Linked DNA regions of Homo sapiens: region 2 is linked to region 1. A link is an interaction called in ENCODE POLR2A ChIA-PET data of the cell type or tissue named here. Cell type or tissue: GM12878. All regions are shown on one strand.

Region 1 (4,000 bases):
AAAAAGGGTACGTGAAAGATAAAATCTCTGAGACTGTGTGTGAAGATGGTTTTATTTTACCCTCCTGTTTGATTATTAGCTTGGCTAAGAGTAGGGCTTCTCTGGAAATGCTTTTCATTTAGATCTTTGAATGCATTGGGTCACTGTTTTCTCACTTTCAGTGTTGCTACTGAGAAGGCCACTCACATTCGGTTTCCTTTTCCTTTGTAGGTGACCTGTTTTTTTGTTTGTTTGTTTTTGGTTTTTTTTTTTTTGGTTTATTGTTTTTTGTTTTTGAGATGGAGTCTTGCTCTGTCACCTAGGCTGGAGTGCAGTGGCGCAATCTCAGCTCACTGCAACCTCTGCCTCTTGGGTTCAAGCGGTTCTCCTGCCTCAGCCTCCTGAGTACCTGGGATTACAGGCACGCACCACCATGCCTGGCTAACTTTTTTTGTATTTTTAGTGGAGACAGGGTTTCACCATGTTGCCCAGGCTGGTCTCAAACTCCTGGGCTCATGCGATTCACCCTCCTCAGCCTCTGAAAGTGCTGGGATTACAGGCATGAGTCACAGCACCTGGCATCTTTCTGGAACTTTTGTTAGTTAATGGGCCTCCTAGATTGCTCTTCTAATTTTCTTATCTTTTGTCTCCTATTTTCTATTTACTTGTCTTTTGTTATTTTCCTATTTCCTGATATATTTTCTCAGCTTCATTTTCCAATCCTTCTGTTAAACTTTTATTTCTACCATTATCTTTTTTTTTTTTTTTGAGATGGAGTTTCACTCTTCTCGCCCAGGCTGTAGTGCAATGGTGCCATCTCAGCTCACTGCAACCTCTGCCTCCCGAGTTCAAGCAATTCTCCTGCCTCAGCCTCCATAGTAGCTGGGATTACAGGTGCCTGCTACCACGCCCAGCTAATTTTTTTGTATTTTTAGTAGAGACAGGGTTTCACCATGCTGGCCAGGCTGATCTCGAACTCCTGACCTCAAGTGATCCTCCCACCTCGGCCTCCCGAAGTGCTGGGATTACAAGAGCAAGCCACCGTGCCCAGCCTCTACCATTATCTTTCAATTGAAAAGATTAAGGCTGAGCAAGGTAGTGAGACTTCATCTCTATGGAAAAAAAAAAAAGTTAGTCTGCCATGGTGGTATGTGACTGTAGTCACAGCAACTCAGGAGTCTGAGGTGGGAGGATCCCTTGAGTCTGGGAGGTTGAGGTTGCAGTGAGCTGTAATTCTGTCACTGCACTCCAGCCTGGGTGACAGAGCAAGACCCTGTCTCAAAAAAAAAAAAAAAAAAGGATTAATAAGAACTCTCTGTGTTTCCCTAAAATTTCTTTTTTGAATAGCATTCTGTACTCATTTCATGGATGTGATATTAATTTTAGGTTACTTCTGTTTTTACTTTTTTTCTACTTTTTACATTGTCACCTTTTGTTTTGTCTGAATTCATTTTTATTTGTTTGTTCATTTTGATCTTCCTCTGCAGGCTTTCCTCAAACCTCTGGTGATCTTTGACTCTCCATTAGTCAGAGACACTAAATATGTATAGATTGTTTCTGGAAATAAAAGATTTTAAAATATATATGTGTATCTGGCCAGGTGCAGTGGCTCATGCCTGTAATCCCAGCACTTTGGGAGGCCGAGGTGGGTGGATCACTTGAGGTCAGGAGTTCAAGACGAGCCTGGCCGACGTGACAAAACCCTCTCTCTATTAAAAATACAAAAATTAGCCGGGCCTGGTGGCGAGCAGCTGTAGTCCCAGCTACTCAGGAAGCTGAGGCAGGAGAATCGCTTGAATCCTGGAGGAGGAGGTTGCAATGAGTCATGGTTGTGCCACTGCACTCCAACCTGGGCGACAGAGCAGGACTCCATCTCAAATATATGTGTGTGTGTGTGTGTGTGTGTGTGTGTGTGTGTGCTCTGTTTTGTAGCAAAGATCACTGATTGTCTCCCAATATTCATTCTCCCCTTCTTCCTTTTTTTTTTTTGAGACGGATTCTTGCTCTGTCACCCAGGCTGGAGTGCAGTGGCACGATCTTGGCTCACTGCAACCTCTGCCTCCTCAGTTCAAGCGATTCTTCTTCCTCAGCCTCCCTAGTAGCTGGGATTACAGGTGTGCACCACCACACCCAGCCAATTTTTTGTATTTTCAGTAGAGACGGGGTTTCACCATGTTGGCCAGGCTGGTCTCGAACTTCTGACCTCAGGTGATCCACCAGCTTCGGCCTCCCAAAGTGCTGGGATTACAGGTGTGAGCCACTGCACCCGGCCCCTTCTTCCTTTTTTAAAAGAAATCCTGAGCTTTAGCTGAGCACATCTAGGCCCAACTAAAGCCAGCTGAAGACTACATTTCCCATCCTCCCTTGCAAATAGCTATGGTCATGCGACTATGTTCTGCCCAATGGGGTGTGAGCAGAAGTAATATGGACAACTCTGGGATTCTGTCCTTATATGAAAGAAAAAATGGCCTTCTTTTTTCTCTTCTGTCTTCTCACTGACTGCCATGTGGATATTGTGACAGGATTGGGAGCAGCAGCTGGGCACAGTGGCTCACGCCTGTAATCCCAGCACTTTGGGAGACTGAGGCAGGAGGATCACTTGAGCCCAGGAGTTCGGGACCATCCTGGGCAACAAAGAGAGACCCCATCTTTACAAAATAAAAATTAGCCAGGGGTGGTGGCACATACCTGTAGTCCCAGCTACCCAGGAGGCTGGTTTTGGTGAAGACGGTTTTATTTTACCCTCCTATTTGATTGTTAGTTTGGCTAAGAAGAGAGCCTCCCTGGAAATGCTTTCCATTTAGATCTTTGAATGCATTGCTTTGCTGTTTGTGCAATGATGATGGTTTGAGCCTAGGAGTTTGAGGCTGCAGTGAGTTATGATTGTGCCGCTGTATTCTAGCCTGGGTGACAGAGCAAGACCCCATCTCTAAAGACTGACAGACAGAGCAGCCATCTTAGACCATGAGATGAAAACTATGTGTTGAGAATGCCAGCACAATGGTAGCAAAGTAGCCTGGGTCCCCAGCACTGGGGAACCACAATATTAGCTCTGGGCTGCCTCTGGACTGTTACGTGACTGAGAGATAAGCATCAATTTTGTTTAAAGCCCTGTTATTTTAGCCTTTGTTACAGGAACTTAACTCGGACCCATTATACTTAAATAGAAAAATTGTTATAAACATATCAAGATGTGGCTCACAATAGTTGCCTTTGGGAACGTAGGGACTCCTGGGCAACTTTTATCTTCTATTTTATACATTTCTAAATTATTTGCTTTTTTTTTTTTTTTTTTTTGAGGTGGAGTCTCGCTCCGTTACCCAGGATGGAGTGCAGTGGCGTGATCTCAGCTTACCACAACCTCCACCTCCCAGGTTCAAGCGATTCTCCTGCCTCAGCCTCTCGAGCAGCTGGGACCACCGGCGCGTGCCACCATGCCCGGCTAATTTTTGTATTTTTAGTAGAGATGGGTTTCCACCATGTTGGCCAGGCTGGTCTTGAACTCCTGACCTCATGATCTGCCTGCTCTGGCCTCACAAAGTGCTGGGATTACAGGCATGAGCCACTGCGCCCAGCCCTATTTGCACCGTATGTCCCCCAAATATCGGTATCTCTAGGGTTTGGTCTGGGTTTTCTTTTGTTTATATGTGGGTTTTTCTGTTTATTTTTCTCTCAGACAGGTCAATTTTCTTCTGCCTGAAGAATCGTCCATTCTTCTGTCCAGGTATGTAAGCCTGGCTGCTAGTGTTCTGGGAGCTAAATGGGAAGAGAGAAAAGAGAAGCTGCAGGTCTCAGTGTTTGATGTGTAGACTTTCTCTTAATCCCCCTGTTTTCAGATGGTACCTCCATCCCAGCTTTTGCCCTGTCTCACCCTAAGTGCAGAATCTTTCTGGCTCAATTGCCCCAGAGTTCACATCTTGTGTACAGTTAGGGAGAGGAGAAGTAGTCACCTAGCTTTGAGCAGTTGGGGAGTGGATCTGGGCATCTAACTGTTCCTTGCACAGTTTCCATCAATCTTTGT
Region 2 (4,000 bases), 620 kb after region 1:
CCATGCTGGCCAGGCTGGTCTCGAACTCCTGACCTCGTGATCCACTCGCCACTGCCTCCCAAAGTGCTGGGATTACAGACGTGAGCCACTGTGCCCAGCCCAAGTTATGGTTTTCTATATATACTTTTTGTCTTTGGCTGTGTGGAAGCCCTGGGCTTGCCCTGTTAGGAACTTCTAGCAGGGCTCATTATATGCGGCAGGTGCTCTTGTGAACCCATGAATGCATAAGTATTTGGGGGCAGAGGGAGCATCTGCCTAGCTTGAACATCTTTTGGAGCTGAGGTGGGCTTCTAGGGTAGATGTGAGGTTGGCGGGGCTGCAGCCGGAGCCCAGAGTGTGTGTGTTGTGGGATGAAGCCGCCCCCTCACTCTCTGTCTGCCTGGCCCCAGGAGCGCTACTACGTGCTGTATATCCGGCCCAGTCACATCCATCGCCGTAAATTCGACGCCAAGGGAAATGAAATCGAGCCCAACTTCAGCGCCACCAGGAAGGTGAACACGGGCTTCCTCATGTCGTCCTACAGTAGGTATCCTCTGCCCTCCCTCTCTCCCTCAGGGCCCTCCTGCAGTGTGGCGGCCTTTCTCTTCTGAGCCTCTTAGCCCCTGGAAAGTGTCTCTTCAGCCCTCTTGATGTTGAAGCCCTGTATGTGGCCTGAGGCTTCCACATCCACCCCTGGCCTTGCCTCCCATTTACTCAGAGGATCCCCGTTCCCTCCCCTCCATTCCAGGGGCCAGGCTGGCCTTCCCACCTCCTGCCATTTCCTGTATCTGGCAGAATCACCCACAAACCTGGCTTTGGGCTCTAACTGCCTTTGTGCAGAGCCCAGGCCAGGCCCTAGGCGGTCTCTGTTTTACTGCCCAAATCCTCTTTTGGTTCTGGGGTCTCAGTCCGTGCGTGCTATATAACAAAATACCTTAGGCTGGGTGATTTATTAACAATAGAAATGTGTTTGTTTATTTTATTTTTAATTTTTAAAATTTTTGTTTCTTTGTGCATTTTTAGTGGCTGGGTTTTGCTATGTAGCCCAGGCTGGAGTGTAGTGGTTATTCTCAGGTGCAATCATAGCACACTATAGTCTTCAAGTGATCCTCCCTCCTCAGCCTCCAGAATAGCTGGGACTGTAGGTGTGTGCCACTGCACCTACTTAAGAACAGAAATGTCTGGCTTACAGTTCTGGAGGCGGGGAAGTCCAAGGTCAGGGTGCCAGCAGATTCAGTGTCCGGTGAGGGCTTGCTTTGCGCTTCAGAGACGGTGCCTTCTTGCTGAGTCCTCACATGGCAGAAGGCAAGGCGGCTCTCTCTTCAATCTCTTCTGTAAAGCACTCATCCCACTCGTATGCCATGACTCACCTCCTAAAGGTCCCACCTCTTAATACTATCACATTGGTGATTAAGTTTCAACATATGATTTTTTTTCTTTTTTAAAAAAATTTTAGGGTGAGTGTGGTGGCTCATGCCTATAATCCCAGCACTTTGGGAGGCCGAGGTGGGTGGATCACTTGAGGTCAGGAGTTCGAGACCGGCCTGGCGAACATGGTGAAACCCCAGCTCTACTAAAAATACAAAAATTAGCTGGGCATGGTGGCGTGCACCTGTAATACCAGCTATCTGGGAGGCTGAGGCAGGAGAATCACTTGAACCCAGGAGGTGGAGGTGCAGTGAGCCGAGATTGCACCACTGCACTCCAGCCTAGGCAACAGAGTGAGACTCCGTTTCAAAAAAAAATAGTAATAATAATAATAATACTTTTTGATGGCCACTTTACTTCTAGGCATTATGTCCATACTCCATCAGTGGAGGAAAGGCAGCTGAGTTTGACTTTTTTTTTTTCCTTTTCTTTTGCTGTCTGAGACAAAGTCTGGCTCTGTCCCCCAGGCTGGAGTGCAGTGGCTCAATCTTGGATCACTGCAACCTCCGCCTCCCAGGCTCAAGCGATTCTCCTGCCTCAGCCTCCTGTTAACGTACGAATTTTGGGGGATACATTCCAACCATAGCAAGCCCTCCATGATCTTCTTCTTCTTCCTGATTTTGTCTCTGGTTGAGCCTCTTTGCTGTCTGCCCCTGGGTGAGAAGGTTTTGAGGTTGAGTGGGACTCTATCACTTTATTCATTCATACCTTCAGTTACTCATTGACTCTCTGAACATTAGGGACCATCTATATCATGTGCCAGCCCTTGTGCCACATGCTGAGAGGTCCAGGGATGAACAAGACCCAGTCGTATACTTGAAATGTTCTTAGTCCAGTAGAGGAGATGGACAGGCCCGGGCCTGGATCCCGTGAAGGGTGCTGAGCCCAGGCAGGCATGGCTGGGGATGCCCTAGAGCAGGGAATAACAGGACTGAATCCTGAAAGATAAGCAGAGGTCAGCCAGGTGCCAGGGATTTGCAGGGTGTTTCAGAGAGGCAGAGGGTGCCCAATGCCTGGCAGTTGAAGAGTTCCTGACCCAGGTATGAGAAGCCATGCAGGGCAGGCAGCAGGAGGGGCGGGCACTGAGGAGCTCAACTCTAACCAAGGGTGCAGGGCAGCCCTGTAGTGAGGTTTTAAGTAGGCAGGTGATGTGATCAGGTCTGTGTTTGAAAATCTCCAGGGAGGCAAATAGCCTGGAGCCCAGCGATGCCTGTGAAAAAGCTGTTAGGGTCACCTAGGACAGAGATAAGAAGGCCAGGATTAAGGACCTGTCAGTGGGGGTGCAGAGACTGGAGGAGCTCAAGCTAGAGGAGGCACAGTGGCCTCAGTGTTGGCTTGGCTACTGGGGAGGAAGAGGAAGGAGTCGTGATGATGCCAGGGGTTGGGCATCGGTGCCAGACTTGGGGAAATGGAGGGGCGAGAGGTTTGTGGGGAGGAGGTCTGTTTGGAACACACTGAGTTTGAGTTGCCAGGAGCACTGCTGGGTAGAGGTCTACTGAGGCCTTGGAGGATAGTTCTAGAACTTGGGGAGAGAACTGGGCTGCAGCACATCGAGAGTATTGAAGCTATGGAAGTGGACCCAGTTACCCAGGAGGAGAAAAGAAGTGGGCCCAGGAGGTTGTCTTGGGAAATAGCAACAATAGGAGATGGATGGAGAAGGAAGAGCAGGAGATGGAGCCACTGAAAGGTCCGAGGGATGGGAAGGTGTCATGTCTCTAAAGCCCCGCGAAGCCAAGGGGAACAGGCGTGAGGAGCTAGCAGTGGGGTCAGGCACTGCCCACGGGTTAGTTAGGTCTGAGATATGGAGCATCCAAGAAGTTTGCAGGTTAAGAGCTCACCGGTGACTCTGGTGGGGGTACATGGGGTCTGGAGCAGTAGGTGTCAAAGCCAGAACGCAGGAAGGCCTTGAGGAAAGGTCAAGGAGTGGGGAGAGAGAGACAGGTCCTCAGGAGGGGGGAAGGGGTCTATCTGCAGCCCAGATGGAGGAGCTGGCTTGAGGCAGGAGGAGAGGCCTCCTATCCTTTGAGACAGAAGGAAAGAGGAGATGTTTTGTGTGGTCAGACGTGAGTTGATGGCTGGGCGTGGTGGCTCACGCCTGTAATCCCAGCACTTTGGGAGGCTGAGATGGGTGGATTACCTGAGGTCAGGAGTTTGAGACCAGCCTGGCCAACATGGTGAAACCCCGTTTCTAACAAAAATACAAAAATTAGCTGGGTGTAGTGGCACACGCCTGTAATCCCATCTACTCGGAAGGCTAAGGCAGGAGAATTGCTCAAACTCAGGAGGTAGAGGTTGCAATGAGCCGAGATTGCACCACTGCACTCCAGCCTGGGTGACAAAGCGAAACTCCATCTCAAAAAAAAAAAAAAAGGGTTGACAGGTGAGTGGTCAGGGAAGTGAGAGGTCTCACTTGATGGCTTCTGTTACCTTGCAAAGAAAGTGAGATGCTCTGTCTAGAGGGTGTCAGGGCAGAGGGCTGAGGAGGATGGAGCAGTCCTGTGGGAGCAGCCACCTGTGCAGTCCCAGAAGGCACCCCTGGCAGAGGTTGGCTGAGGTTGTACACCATGAATGGAATGTGCTCCATGAAATGTGT

What was found. ChIA-PET counts read pairs that join two places held together with the same protein. Peaks named below come from ENCODE experiments on the same cell type or tissue, not always from the same donor. Only the 100,000 strongest peaks of a DNase experiment are listed, where the experiment ranks them.
Region 2: POLR2A ChIA-PET joins it to region 1 with 5 read pairs; 3 of 35 experiments call an interaction of 5 or more read pairs at or near these places.

The regions. Positions count from the first base shown.
Region 1 is chr15:90,520,748-90,524,747 of GRCh38, reverse strand. No RefSeq gene overlaps it. Among named protein-coding and RNA genes, the nearest start is that of CRTC3, 7.2 kb to the left of the region's middle. In GM12878, no CTCF peak of the experiment used is centred here; DNase peaks (open chromatin) are centred at 147 and 2,367; H3K27ac peaks cover 717 bases.
Region 2 is chr15:89,904,802-89,908,801 of GRCh38, reverse strand. ARPIN-AP3S2 (ARPIN-AP3S2 readthrough) reads left to right here. Exons shown (of 10, transcript NM_001199058.2): 3 at 390-522. ARPIN (actin related protein 2/3 complex inhibitor) reads left to right here. Exons shown (of 6, transcript NM_182616.4): 3 at 390-522. Among named protein-coding and RNA genes, the nearest start is that of ARPIN, 6.2 kb to the left of the region's middle. In GM12878, no CTCF peak of the experiment used is centred here; no DNase peak of the experiment used is centred here.